5 separate regions of the Homo sapiens genome follow, and all the other regions are linked to region 4. The links are chromatin contacts, found by Hi-C or POLR2A ChIA-PET in ENCODE. All regions are on one chromosome and are shown on one strand. The core of a region is the stretch at or near the end of the contact, and the rest is flanking DNA. Distances in the headings are between cores, read along the strand shown.

Region 1 (2,700 bases), core at 72-2,571, 2.1 Mb before region 4:
ACCTGCAAGTTACAGAAGTAGCTAGTTAGTCACCATTCCATGTGGGGCCAAGCCATAGGGAAAGACCTGAAGGAGGAAGGATGACCTTCTCCAACCACGTGTGGGGACAAAAGGTAACCTGTTGTTGCCTGCCCCAATGCCCCTAAAGGTAGGAAAATAAAAACCTGGCTTAATGTATAAAGCAGCATTGGGGTAACGTCACCTTGGGGTGGTTGCCCGCCATAACCTGGAGTTGTTGCTCCCTGTAGTACTGCTGTGGCCTCTGGATCCAGGGTTCTGCCCTGCAGGCATGTCTCCCACTAGAACTCCCTTGGCCTACAGGGTGGAATGTAAGGCCTATATGTCAGACCTGTGTGTCCAAAGCCTATGTCTCGCTCAGCCTAGGGGGTGGAGTGTAAGGAAAATGGATTTGCTGCAGTCAAGAATAGGCCAAAGGCCGGGCACGGTGGCTCACGCCTGTAATCCCAGCACTTTGGGAGGCCGAGGCGGGTGGATCATGAGGTCAGGAGATCGAGACCATCCTGGCTAACAAGGTGAAACCCCGTCTCTACTAAAAATACAAAAAATTAGCCGGGCGCGGTGGCGGGCGCCTGTAGTCCCAGCTACTCGGGAGGCTGAGGCAGGAGAATGGCGTGAACCCGGGAAGCGGAGCTTGCAGTGAGCCGAGATTGCGCCACTGCAGTCCGCAGTCCGGCCTGGGCGACAGAGCGAGACTCCGTCTCAAAAAAAAAAAAAAAAAAAAAAAAAAGAATAGGCCAAGGTAGATATCCAGTCCAGCATGACTGAGCAAGTTTGGAGCACAGGAGCACAACTCCACACATTATGTAATCACACCATGTGAGGCGCATTAGGTGATCACCCACATGAGCTTGTGCTTGGCTCGGACCCACTATTGTCTGTACAAGGTATAATTACCCTACTGATGCTGTACATACAGCTTGCACCTGGGCTCACTCGTGCCCAGAGGGAGAGTAAAGCCATGTCGAAACTGTCTACGATTCCTCGAGTGTTTTTCCAGCTACCCACCACTCACCCACTGACTCCCCTCAGACCTCAGTTAGAACCTGACACTGACTAAGACACAGTCATAGCTCAGAGGATGTTTGATTTCTTATCCTGGACACTGAAAGCAGTTACATGGATTCTAGCATACTTTGGCATAATTTCTCCTCCTGCATACCTTATGGGGTGAGGATATAGAATATGTCCCCGTTGCTAATCTCTAAGTGAACTCTGTACCTTTAAATCTTCATGGACAAGCATCCTTGTGGTTTTCACCAGGTGCACTCAATCTAGAACAGGAAGGAGTGTGGATGAAGTTTCTTGTGTTAAGCAATAACAGATGTATGTATCCAGTGCTGTGCCGGTCAATGTTTAAAGCTCAGCTCTGGTGGAGGTGGGGTCTAGGAAGCCCTGATTTGTAGCGTTTGCCATTTTCTGTGGTGTAAATATTTTTACCATGCTGATTTTAAACCAAAAGTGTAACATCATTGAACATACTTTGGGAAGAGATGCTACCCAGCTCTTGCAAGCTGATGCGAACTGGTTCCAGCACCTCCCAGTTTACACCCAGTTACAGACAGATTGGGATAAACACATTTATGTTACAGTGGGAATTTCATAGGTTAAAACATTACAGTAAAGAAGTTTGACGGGAAAGTCATTGTGGGGGTATTATTAGTCAGCAGGTGACTATAAATAGGAAGCACAGGTGTGTTTGTGTTCTCAGTGGAGGGCCCTGCTGCTGTTCACTCACTCCGGGTTTCAGATGCAAAGTGAAGGCAGCCTGGTGATCCTAGAATCCTGATACATTGTCACAGCGTCTGAACTATTGGATATGTTGGCTTACTATTTGCAAATAAAGCTTCAGTTATAGCTTGAAGCTTATTTTATCCTTTCTCAAATTAGTTTTATGTCGAATTAGCAACATAAGGTGAGAATGAAAAAATTAACTAAAAATGACAGAACAACTAACGTGGTTTCTTGTTTTCCTTCTTTTCTTCTTTTTTTTTGTTTTTTGTTTTATGTTGTTTTTGAGACAGTCTTGCTCTGTCTTTCAGGCTGGAATGCAGTGGTCCAATCTCGGCTTACTGCAACCTCTGCCTCCCAGGTTCAAGTGATTCTCCTGCCTCAGCCTCCTGAGTACCTGGGATTACAGGCTTGTGCCACCACGCCCCACTAATTTTTTTTTTGAAACAGTATCTCACTCTATTGCCCAGGCTGGAGTGCAGTGGCACGATCATGGTTCACTGCAACCTCCACCTCCTGGGCTCAAACGATTCTCATGCCTCAGCCTCACGAGTAGCTGGTACTAGAGGCGTGTGCCACCATGCCCGGCTAATTTTTTGTATTTTTAGTTGAGACGGGTTTTCACCATGTTGCCCAGGCTAGTCTCGAACTCCTGAGCTCAGGCAGTCTGCCCACCTCGGCATTCCAAAGTGCTAGGGCTACAGGCGTGAGCCACCATGCCCGGCCATAATTTTTGCATTTTTAGTAGACACGGGGTTTCACCATGTTGGCCAGGCTGGTCTTGAGCTCCTCACCTCAAGTGATCCACCTGCCTCAGCCTCCCGAAGTGCTAGGATTACAGGCATGAGCCACACCCCCGGCCAACTAACATGGTTTCATTGAAGTTCTCTGAATATACTCCTGAAATTTGACCAAAATCATATAACCAAATCTTGGCATCTAGAACCCAGG
Region 2 (2,700 bases), core at 194-2,693, 2.2 Mb before region 4:
AAACAGGCTGCAAAATAAAAATTACCTAAGGGTGTAAAATAATAAAAACACTTAAGCCATGTAACATTAGCAACTATCTCTATTTTTCTGTAAACTTTTATTTTGGAGCCACATTAAACAACTATTTTTGTAGTCAAACACATTCAAATGCATGAATAAATTACGTTCCAAGCCACTTACAAATATAAACTAAATTTGGATTACTCTTATTTCTTTCTATTGTGCATAGCAAAAAGCTGAGGAAGCTTTTAATTATCTCTAGAACTCAACATTTGCCTTTGATGTGAAGTATCATCATTTCAAAAACACAAGCTAAAACTGAAGTGGTGTTCAGTATAATGAGGTTGGTTTCTTATATAGCATTATTAACTTTATGTTCTGAGAAATGAGGACATTTAATAGCAGGTTATAGATTCATGCATCAACAACATTCAGCATTACCACCTAAGGCCAGTGCTATGTCTAAAAAGCTATATTTAATACTCGCAATGTTACACACAATTATGTCTTCAATGAATGTTCAGTGAATCCTTCTTTATGATGCTGATAAATATCGTCTATATAGCTAAAATCGTTTACATAGCTAAGGGCAAATCGCTGTTTACTAGGGATAGTAATGCCGAACGGAGTGAATACATGAAGTCGTAAATTATATGAATGCAGGGTGACCTAATATAGCCAGGGTCTCAATTTAATAATATATACCCGTTTAAAAATAGCCTTATTTCCTTCTCTAAAGCTTGGACTCTTTTTTTTTTTGAGATAAGGTCTCACTCACTTTGTCGCCCGGGCTGGAATGGAGAGGCCCGATCTCAGCTCACTGCAGCCTCGACCGCCTGGGCTCAGGGGATCCTCCCACCTCAGCCTCTTCAGTAGCTGGGACTACAGGTCTGCACCACAGGGCCGGCTAGTGTTTGTATTTTTTGTAGAGACGGAGCCTCGCTATGTTGCTCAGGCTGGTCTCGAACACCTGAGTTCAAGCGATCCGCCCTCCTAGGCTTCCCAAAGTGCTGGGATTACAGGAAGGAGCCACCGCACCGGCCTGGGCTAAATCTGATTCCAAGTTTACACAAGTTTGTTGAATGCCCACTGTGTGCTTAATGAAAGATCAAAGTTTGATAAAACAAGGTCCCTGCTCTTACTGAGCGCATAGCTTTCTCAGATTATCAGGAACCAAATTTGGAAAATAATCCAGAACGCTGGCGTAGGTAGCTCAAGGTTCCCCGCTTGCAACATTTAGTCCAAACCAGTCAATTCTAGGCGGCGGATTTCCCCATCCCCCTCCGTCGCCCAACCTTTGGGTGGGGCCACTCCCAAACGCTCCCTCCCCTCGTCCCGCCATGCACAGCAGTGCGCATGCGCCCTCAGGGAGGCGGACAGTGACCCTGAGGCATTGCCGTCGCGCGGTGCACAGCTAAGACGTCGCGCTTGCGCAGGCGCTCGGCGCAGAGGCCTGCGGGAAGCCAAGATGGCGCATAGGGGTTCTCCAGGCTGCAGTTGGCGCCTTATCAGTATCTAAGCGGAGTGTTTTGGAAGGAGTTAAGGGGCTGTGGCAAACGCCCTCTCCGCCGTCATGGCCCGGCATCGGAATGTTCGAGGCTATAACTACGATGAAGGTAGGTGGCAGGGTCATGCCGGGACGTTCTTTTCCCGGCTACAGCTGGGATCCTAGCCCGTTGGCATCCACTTCAATCTGTGAGTTTCTCGTCAGTGTTGCCCTGTCGGGATTGGGAGAGCCCCAGTTGGGGAATATAACAGGCCTTCTAGTGCTTTCAAATGCCGTCGTTTTTAAGTCATGATTTCTGCCCTCTGGGGTTGATTTTATTTGGGGAGGGGGAGGTGCTGCATAGCGTCATATGGGTAGGATATTGGTGAGGTTGAGATCCGGTGATATTTAGGCACGTAAGCATTATCACCTCTTCCATTGTTTCCTCCCATGTTGGGCACTAACGTGCCTGCTTCTAGCTCCTCTCTCCCAGATCCCCTTTGAGAAATGTCCATGAAACGTTGCTTATTTGTAAAACACAGATTGACTTAATACATTCAACGGACGTGTACCTGTGTTAGATTTACATGGTAAACCTTTTGTGTATGTCCATACATACCTAGTGCAGAATCAGTTTGCGCTAATTTATTTTTCAACGAATTTCAAAGTGGAAACTTAGGAGACGGTAGAAAAGACACATGTTAAAAAGGCCCAAAGAATGAGTCGATCAGATGGATCTTGAAGTTTATACTTAGTTCTTGGCTGGTAATGCTTGATATAAATGTATTTTGAAATGTAAATAAACGGCAGTACTAGAGGAAAGAGTGTATAGGAAAGGACTTTTTGATATTAAAAAATGAAATAAAAATGTCTGTATGAATGTTCTGTAGGAGTTAACAGGAGTTAGAATTATTTTTAGGAGGAGCACATCCCTCTTCATGCAGTAGATAACTATAGGCATCACCAAGCATCACATAAACTAAAAATATAAACAAAAATGAACTAATGCAGGAGAAGAATAAAGAACTATGCTTTACGAAGTGCAGAACATGTAGTGCTTAATATGTTGGTGATTGTCATTGGCACCCCAGTAGATTATTATAGAACATCAGTATGCTTTAACTAGAGTGAGGGCAGCTAACACCCTGTTCTCCATTTGGAACCTGTGACCTCAGTCCGTCTAGAACATGTGAATTTTCTGGTGGTTACTTTAG
Region 3 (2,700 bases), core at 93-2,592, 2.8 Mb after region 4:
GCGCGGGGCGAACGCCGCGACGGCGCGGGCTCCCGGCCCGGCCCGCGGCCCGCGCCCTCTCCCGCGCGGACGGCCGCCGCGGGCCCGCGCCGCCTCGCTTCCCAAAGCACTTTCCTGCCTCGGGCAGAAATAAACCGGAGGGTTTATTTTTGTGCAACTTTCCCAAAATGGCGGAAATTGGAGCTGATCTATATGAAATTCTCACACACTCGGTTGGGAAGAGGGAGGCGGCGAGGAAGCCACGCAAACTCTCGGCCGCCGAGCCCCGCCGCGGGTCCGTGTGTGTGCGTGCGTGTGAGTGTGCGTGTGCGCGGTGGGAGTCGGGCAGGCCTTTCCGCCGCGCACACACACAGCACACGCCGGGGAGACGCGCCTGCACATTCAACCAGTCCATTCTCCGCAGCCCGAAAGGGGAGAAAGTGGCCCGGCCTCTTTTCCCACTGCCTCGGTCTCCCGTACTTGTACTTCTCGCGCTCGCCCGCCCGCTCGCTCGCTCTCCGGTGCGCGCCCGGCACAAAGGCCACACGGGCGGAGGGGGCCGCAGGGGCGGCGCGCGGGGCTCGCGCCTCCCGCCGCACCGATCCGCGGCCCCGGCCGCCCCCGCGCCCCCCGCCGGCGCCCCCCGCCTCGGCGGCCGCGCTCGCCGCCTGGGCTGCGGCTCCGCGGCGCCCACCCGGACACGCACCCCGGTGGAGCCCGGCGCCGCCGCGCTCCCCCACCCCGCGCCCGGTGTCACGAAAGCGACCAAAGTGACAAGCTCGGGGGGCGCGGGGGAGGGGGCCACACGCATCCCGCCGCCTGCGCGCCAGCCTGAGCCCAACGCGGCCGCCTCGCCCCGGCTCCCTTCCGCACGGCCCCCCACACCCTTCCCCGTGTGCGCGCAAAGAAAAAAATACAAGTCTCTCCTCCCCCCATTTTTTCCTTTCTCTTTTCTCTCTCTTTTGTTCCTCTTTCACACTCGCACTCACTACTTCAGAGTGAGATGCCCAGAGACTCCCCCTCCAGCCGTTTCCGAGTCACTTGCCCACTTTTTTCCCCGGGATTAAGTTTTCTCCTCTTTCCCAGAGGCGCAGAGAAGTGGGGGAGAAACCCCTTCTGTCCCTCCCCTCCCCTGATCTGTTTCACAAGACGAGGGTGCGCTTCCTTCCCTCTATAGGGCTCTTAACTTTCATCCTCACCCAGAAAAATAAATGAATGGCTTTTGCACGGACAAATCTTCAGATTAATTAGAGATTAGATCCGATCAACCGCTTCTTACCCCCAAATTTTCTCTTTTTTTTTTCTCCGTCTCACGAGTAGTCCTGACAAATGGTCCAGGGCTGCGGGCGCAATGCGCATGTGCGCGTAGAGTCAGGGCTGGGGAGAGGGGAAACTGCGCTGGTGCCGGTGCCGCCGCCGCCGCCGCCGCTGCCGGGGAGGCTCGCTCTGGCTTCCCTGTTACTGCTGCTGCGCCTTCGCCGCTGGAAAGCAGCAATAAAGCCGGGTGGCAAATGCAGCTGCCCGCAGATCCTGTTTCAGGTGCATCTTTTCAATAGCCCGGTCACCGCCTCAGAGCTGGTTCAAGAACAGTCCAAACAAATAGGAAACACTGCTAAGGTTCCAGATTTCTTTGTCTATTTTTCACTTTACTTTTTTTAAAGGCAATTCTCAGAGCAGCGAATCCACCATGTGCTGTGAAATGTATGCATTCAGCCATTAAAGAGTGGGCCTTAGTCTTGCACAAACACTGCCCAAAGGCTAAATACATGCTACAGGTCATGAAAAGTAACAAAGTTGTAAGCTTTGGGAGAGTACAATCTCCCTCTCTTTGATGGCTGGAACAATGCATAATAAAGAAAGTGTGCATATAAAACTTGTGCCTTCTTTCCGCTTCCTAAGTGCGGATCTTTATTGACAGCTCCAACATGTTAGGCCTCTGTCGAGTAATAGGCTGAGATTCCTACAGTAACTTAGAACACTGTGAAAGTCCCTTGGCAATAAGCAGGTCCAGGACTACCCTCTTAAGGTATTCAGTCAAGATGGCTGAGCGGTCCTAAATGGCAAAACCTGTCTTTGTTAAAGCGTCAAAACTAGATCAAGAGAGTATTACATTTCAGTATTGACAGCTTTCGGCGCATTGACTGCGGGCCGCCGTTTGGACAGCTTCACTGGTCTTTTCCACTTAATAGGAGTACTTACAAAATAATTCGAGTAATTAAAGTTTTGATAAACATTTTGATGTCAATAGCAGAGTTTGCTGTGTGAAAAAAAAAAGCATGTGTGATTTTAGGAATGAGGGAAGCATGTCTTAGATTTTGCGGGGGGGGGGAGGTAAAAGGAAGTTCCCATCCCCAGAGTAGACTATTTTGCATCTAATAAAGGGTAAAGGAGGCCCTTTTCTGAAACTGCTGCCTGAGGCCTAGAATTTAAATATATCACAGATGGAAGTTCTATATTAAAAATCCTTCTCCAGTGTAGGGAATATTATTCTTGATTGAATTTTTTCACTTAAGGAATGTTTCTTGAACCAGTTTCAGAACATAAACTCTTAAATTCTTTCCTTAGGACCATGAAATTACCCTATAGAAGCAGACCACCCGATATATCTAATGTTGGTGTAGTGACCAAATTCTCCAAACCAAAAATCAGGCCATATGCCTTAACATGTACTCCAGAACAAACGGACAAATCCTGTGAAGCTGAAATGAACTTATAAAATGC
Region 4 (2,700 bases), core at 8-2,507:
TGTGGCATTAATGGAACAGTTATGAAATGCCATGCAATAATGCCGAAATAGAAATACAGAAGACTCATACTAGGACCTACTAAATACATTAAACAATAATGCCGTTTCCATCGGATTGAACTGGCTAGATTACACCAAAACGAACTTGTCCTGTAAAACCTTAAAACTGCATTTAAATTCAGCTCAAGAGTAGGTTGATTTGTCAATGCCACCACCCTAAAAAACACATTAACTCGATCCATTCAAATACATTAACAAATATCCCAAATTCAAATAAATCACAGCTATTATACTACTAAATTCATCTAGGACCAAATGCTTCTGAAACCTGAGTTTGAAATTCCATTAAATTAATGCTTGTTTTGCAAACTACCAGATGTAATGTGGCTCTCCATCTCATCTATCTGCCAGATAAGTATAAGACTGACTAGCTCCACAACCTACAGGTTTGTCAGACTCTTATGTTTCACTCATAAAAGGAGTGAAGGGGTATCCGACAATTAAAGTCATCATTCAAACACTGTAGTTTTGAGTGCTTATCCCCATTCCAAACAGCAACCCACACATTTTAAGTGGGCTTTATAGATCTGAGTTCTGATACCTTTTCCTAGGTTTCCGGTAGGACGGATGCCATTCAGAACTTTTGCGCTAACACCATGAACTCCATGCCTTCTTCCCTTGGGTGGCAGTTTTGTTCCGGTTGCAAGAACCCACAGTATTGAGACTGATACACGTACTTGTCTAAGGCTTTGGCAGCTTCGCGAATTCCACGTGCTAGGCCATCGTGGATGAGGGCAGTCTTCAGAACCTCTTGTAAAGCAGTATTAACGTCCATTACACCTCCAGCAGCAATGCTTAAACGCGACACATCAGAACCATCAGTTAAAATCCTCACACCACATAAGGCCTTGCACTCAGCAAAAGCTAAGTGTACAACAGACGCGCTTACGGCGACCCGTTTGACCCAGTCCTGTTCCGCCAGCTCTAGCCCCACGCCTCAGCCGCACCCCGACCCCAACTCCAACCCCGGCCCCTGGGCTCACCCTTCCTCGGCCATGGCGGTGGGTTACGGGTGAAGTTGAATCTTGAACGCACTAAAAAACAAAAGCATTGACTTGTTAAAGAACCAGATACTCGTCACGAATCCCAGCAAGAACGCAACGAGCCACAAATTATAACCAATACACCCCCCTGCCGCCTCGCTCAACTTACCCCAAGCCTCCGCCTCCGCGCGACTCGGCGGCGGCAGGGAAAGAGGCCTCATCCGCACGCATGCCGGTATTTAAGGGTTTTTCAGGTCCCCTGTGCGCATGTGCACTCCCACCCTCGAAAGAGGTGGCTCCCGCAGTGCCGGGCCTGGGGAGTTTCTGTTTCCGGATTGAGGCGGTTCTGAGGCAAACGTACTGCGAGTTTTCTATCTCTGCCAGGCCGGTCCTTGGCGAGTGCAACAGGCACTACGCGGGCAGCTTCGCGTTGTCCTTCTTTGCGGAGGCGTGGCCCACCGAGGCCCAGGGAACTCATTCTACGGAGCGCGACAGAAGCCAAACAAGTGTGTCCGCGTGTTCTTTAAGGCACCTAGAGCCCTGTATCCCGCCGAGCGCCAGTTTTAACCCTTTCCACACCACGTTCTACTTTCCTGTTGCTTCTACAAGACCCAGCCTCCCCAGGCAGCGCACTTTGTTCCTTCGCTTCTAAGTCACCCTGAGAGACCATGTTTGTGTCGTTGTGGGTGTGATCCTCATCTTTGTCTTCATGAAACGAGAGCCTACATGCTTTCACTCTTCCAGGCTGGAGTGCAATGGCGCGATCTCAGCTTACTGCGACCTCCGGCTCCCGGTTTCAAGCGATTCTCCTGCCTCAGCCTCCCGAGTAGCCGGGATTGCAGGCGCCTGCCACCACCCTGGCTAATTTTTTGTATTTTTAGTAAAGACGGGATTTCACCATGTTGGCCAGGCTGGTCTCGAACTCCTGACCTCAGGGGATCCACCCGCCTCGGCCTCCCAAAATGCTGGGATTAGAGGCGTGACCCGCCGCCCCCGGCCGCTTTCACTATTTCTAAGCCCTTTCCCTGCGGTGTGTTGGTAAAGCGGAACCCTGCAGCCAGGGGTCAATTCTAGTTTCTAAGTATAGCGGGAGTCGCTTCTGAACGAAGTTTGTTCTGCTTTGTTTGGTTTTTAACGACGCGTTGTGCTCGGAATACACAGTTCCGCGCAACTCAGAATTCCTCAGGTGCATTTTCAACACCTACAATGTGCCTGACGCAGGGCCAGGTCCTGGGACTACAGACATGAAATATCCAGTCTTTGAGGAGTCCATTTTCTTCCAGGAAGCAATATTTTAAATTTGGAAGTGATTGGCCATTCCCCAATCCCCACTTCCAAACCAAACGCACGAAACACTACTGAATATGATCAATACTGCCTTTGTGTTTAATTTCCTCTCCTGGGTAGTCAGCCGCCAAACCAGTGAGCAATTATTAGGCGCTTGGCACGTGCCAGCGCTGTGAATCCAGTGGGCAGATACTGTTAGACTGGTGAGTGCAGCGAAAAAAACAAAAATGGGTAACGCAGTAAGAGCACCAGGGAGTTCACCAGAACAGAGACCTGCTGTAATGTTAATAAACTGATAGAGTTCAGTTTACTGATAGAGTTCAGTTTTAGATTTTCCGCTGGTTTCAGTTTCATTTTTAAAGCGTTGAAG
Region 5 (2,700 bases), core at 25-2,524, 2.4 Mb before region 4:
CGGCGACCTCAGCCGCATCCACGTGTGCGCGCCGCGCAGGGACCTTTCGCCTGGGGGCAGAGCCCGCGGGGATCGCGTCCCGGTTGCGCGGCAGCGGCCTTGGGTGCTGCCGGCCTCTGTCCCCTTGAGCCGAGTGGCGACTGCGACGGCTGCCGAGCTAGCCCTGGCACCCGCCGCTCGCAGGGAGCCCCGGCGTGTGCTGCTGGGAAAGTCCAGAGGCCGGTGGAGACTGGGGAACGAGCAACTGACAGTTCGGACGAGGATTTCCCTCCTCCTCCTCCTCTCCCTCTTCCCATCTGTCCGGCCAAAAATGTGAAGGGACTGCACCCATCTTCCCGGCGAGCCTCCCTAAGTGCAGTGACATGTGCGACGGCGGCGCGTGTGGGTGCGCGTGCAATGTTTGCAGTGGAAGTAAAAGCCTTTCAGAGAAAAATGATTCGAACCTCCAAAACCAGGTCTTAAGACAATTTGCAAAAGTAGAGACCCCTTTATCCCCCTAAAATCTGCTTTTCAGCCGCCTGTCAGCTGACACTGGTCCTCGCCTCCATAAAGAATGAATGAAATTTAAATGAACTACCTGCAGCTACTAAACAATCCAGCATTTTCCCTGTATCTGCCATATGCTCTGCACTTCCAAGTCCAAACATATCTCAATGCATCCAGCAATTACGCTGCGGATCCCTCGCCGACACCCGCGGCATCAAGCCAGGCACCTGGTGGGCTCCCCGGGGCTGGTGGGCACCGCTCTGCCCTCGGCTGGAACGTGCTTTCTTTTTCCCCCTAAAGAAAAATGTATCCCCATGCAACTTGCAAAATGAGCCGCAGGGCGTGCTTCCCAACGTCCGGATACATTTCCCGCAAAGACTCTTCCATTCATCAGTCTCTGGAGCGGCTTCTGCTGCCGAGGCAGGGGCTCCAGGTCCTCGGAGGGTCTGACAGCCCCTCAGATGATCCCGGAACGAATTCCCACCTGCTCCCGGGAGCCTGGCGCCCCGCGCGCCCCCGCGCGCCCCCGCCCTCGGCCGCCCGCCCGGCTCCCCGTTACCTGTGCCGGGGTCTTCGGGCCATGGCGCGGCGGGCGCGGGGCTCCGCCGAGAGCCGCGGGGACCGCACCGGGCTGCCGCCTCCCGCTGCCCGCCGCCTGCCTGCGTCCCTCCCCGGCTGCGCAGCGGCGCTCCGCACCGCTGGGGCGAAGTTTCTCAGGAGAAAGAGGAGGAGGAGGTCACGGAGGAGGAGGAGAAGGAGGAGGAGGAAACAGGTTGATATTAAAGTGTAAACTCTGTAAACAGAGATGCCATCAAACAAAGAGCTTTGGACACTCCCCCTCCCGCCAAATCTGGCGCCCCTGCAGTGCGCACGCGCCCTGCCCGCCGCCTCCGCGGTCGCCCTGGCTGCCGCCCGCGGGGCTGCCGGGCTGGCCGGGTCGCCGCTCCCATTCGGCGCTCGCGCCGCCGCGGTGCGCCTAGCGCGCCGCGAGGCCCGGGAGGCGCGCGGGCAGGGAGCCCGGGGCCAGGGAGGGGTGGCCGGGGGCCGCGACGGCGCCTTTTCCTGAGCAAACCCCGCTCCCGGGTCGCGGCGGCGCCGACCCGCGCCCAGTCCCGCCGCCTCCCCTCCTCCCTGGCTGCCGCACCGCGGTCGCCCGGCTCCGCGTGCTCCCGGGCAGCGGGACCAGAGCTCCTCCAGCTCCCACTCACTGTCGCGGGGGCGGCAAGCGGTGGGGGGAAATTCCCGCACAGAAGATTGGATTTTCGTCAAGGTTTACAACTGTGCCCTCTGGAGACGGGGAAATTAGGAGTTGGAGGAGTAGGGGATGTGAGCATATGTATTCATAGGCTGTTTGGCTAGGGTTTTTTTTCCTTCTTCTTAAATAAATAACATCTCTAATTTAACTTGTTAGTGACAAAGGACGCTTCAATACAAGTGGGCGGCAACCATCACCGCTCACTAATGGAGCGCCCCAGCGGAGCTTTCACTCCCCTCCCGGATCCTGCAGCCGCCACCGTCGTATTGTCACATGTCCTTCACTCTCACCCCAGCACACACCCGGGCCCCACCCACCCCGCCCCGCCCGGCCCAGGCGGTGCCCACCGCACACCTTTGCTCCCCTCCCTGCACAGAGCGCGCACCCTGGATTGCACACCTGCAAAAAAAAAAAAAAAAAAAAAAAAAAAAAAAAAATACACGGGGGTCCAGACAGCCCGCCCCTAGCAGAACTCAGGAAACCCCACGTTTGCATGCATGGTTTTAGAAGTAAAACAGTTTGTGATTTTGGAGGTCGGTATCCCTGCTTAGTGTCATTTGAGGGCTCTATTTTACGAGATAAAAGTCAGCAAAGGCTTTCGTGTTGTTTAATGAGGGTCTCCAGAAGTAAAGGAAGAAGATAAGTGCTGAATTTATAAGGATTGATGACTGGGGGGATTTTAGGGGAGTTTTAGTTTTACTTCCGTTTATAGATTAGAACCATTGGGGATTTTTTTTTCATTCTCTGTACACACTAATGTATTTTTCCTTTAATCTTTTAGGAGTTTGAGACTTCTGCTGACTGGGTTTGTGGGTGTCCCATGTGCCCCAGCAGTTCAAACTTAGCTCAGAAAGCATTTTTTCTTACTAAAAAAGCATGTTCTTACTAAAATGAGTCATAATTTTATTAAACGGTGAAGCATGCGAGGTTTCAAGACTATCTGGTGTTTTAGACTTTCT

The links. A loop is a pair of places that touch in the nucleus more often than their neighbours do. ChIA-PET counts read pairs that join two places held with the same protein, here RNA polymerase II (POLR2A). Pooled maps may share reads with other maps.
Region 1: a loop to region 4 is called in a map with no recorded cell type, with 9 times the contacts of the local background. The contact joins the enhancer-like site here to the promoter of RPS12 in region 4. A Hi-C loop is called at or near these places in 4 of 37 single-sample maps with no recorded cell type and 2 of 50 pooled maps.
Region 2: a loop to region 4 is called in a map of heart left ventricle, with 5 times the contacts of the local background. The contact joins the promoter of HBS1L here to the promoter of RPS12 in region 4. A Hi-C loop is called at or near these places in 3 of 168 maps with a recorded cell type or tissue (ascending aorta, heart left ventricle and sigmoid colon) and 18 of 50 pooled maps. POLR2A ChIA-PET finds 5 or more read pairs at or near these places in 1 of 52 experiments (activated CD4-positive, alpha-beta T cell).
Region 3: a map of CD8-positive, alpha-beta T cell shows a loop between it and region 4 (8-fold over the local background). The contact joins the promoter of L3MBTL3 here to the promoter of RPS12 in region 4. A Hi-C loop is called at or near these places in 2 of 168 maps with a recorded cell type or tissue (CD8-positive, alpha-beta T cell and naive thymus-derived CD4-positive, alpha-beta T cell) and 12 of 50 pooled maps.
Region 5: a map of CD8-positive, alpha-beta T cell shows a loop between it and region 4 (4-fold over the local background). The contact joins the promoter of MYB here to the promoter of RPS12 in region 4. A Hi-C loop is called at or near these places in 1 of 168 maps with a recorded cell type or tissue (CD8-positive, alpha-beta T cell), 2 of 37 single-sample maps with no recorded cell type and 8 of 50 pooled maps.

Annotation. Positions count from the first base shown.
Region 1 is chr6:134,869,777-134,872,476 of GRCh38, reverse strand. The region is part of intron 2 of LOC101928277 (a long non-coding RNA gene); the gene reads left to right. Among named protein-coding and RNA genes, the nearest start is that of ALDH8A1, 79 kb to the left of the region's middle. Within about 2 kb of position 1,321, at least 3 of the 41 ENCODE cell types and tissues checked have a DNase peak (open chromatin) inside an H3K27ac peak, as active enhancers do.
Region 2 is chr6:135,053,565-135,056,264 of GRCh38, reverse strand. HBS1L (HBS1 like translational GTPase) reads left to right here and starts at 1,443. Exons shown (of 18, transcript NM_006620.4): 1 at 1,443-1,616. The coding sequence starts at 1,574. LOC124901405 (a long non-coding RNA gene) reads right to left here and starts at 1,372. Exons shown (of 2, transcript XR_007059775.1): 1 at 779-1,372. RefSeq lists an enhancer at 1,235-1,284.
Region 3 is chr6:130,017,223-130,019,922 of GRCh38, reverse strand. It overlaps L3MBTL3 (L3MBTL histone methyl-lysine binding protein 3), which reads right to left and starts at 1,342. Exons shown (of 23, transcript NM_032438.4): 1 at 1,259-1,342. RefSeq lists a silencer at 733-862.
Region 4 is chr6:132,813,126-132,815,825 of GRCh38, reverse strand. It overlaps RPS12 (ribosomal protein S12), which reads right to left and starts at 1,257. Exons shown (of 6, transcript NM_001016.4): 1 at 1,213-1,257; 2 at 1,044-1,094; 3 at 738-854. The coding sequence starts at 1,057. SNORD101 (small nucleolar RNA, C/D box 101) reads right to left here and starts at 519; the gene lies at 447-519. LOC107986644 (a long non-coding RNA gene) reads left to right here and starts at 1,538. Exons shown (of 3, transcript XR_001744345.3): 1 at 1,538-2,533. RefSeq lists enhancers at 792-921, 1,352-1,631, 1,546-2,292.
Region 5 is chr6:135,179,882-135,182,581 of GRCh38, reverse strand. It overlaps MYB (MYB proto-oncogene, transcription factor), which reads right to left and starts at 1,274. Exons shown (of 16, transcript NM_001130173.2): 1 at 1,046-1,274. The coding sequence starts at 1,068. RefSeq lists silencers at 27-106, 1,156-1,205, 1,266-1,485, 1,556-1,605, 2,046-2,155.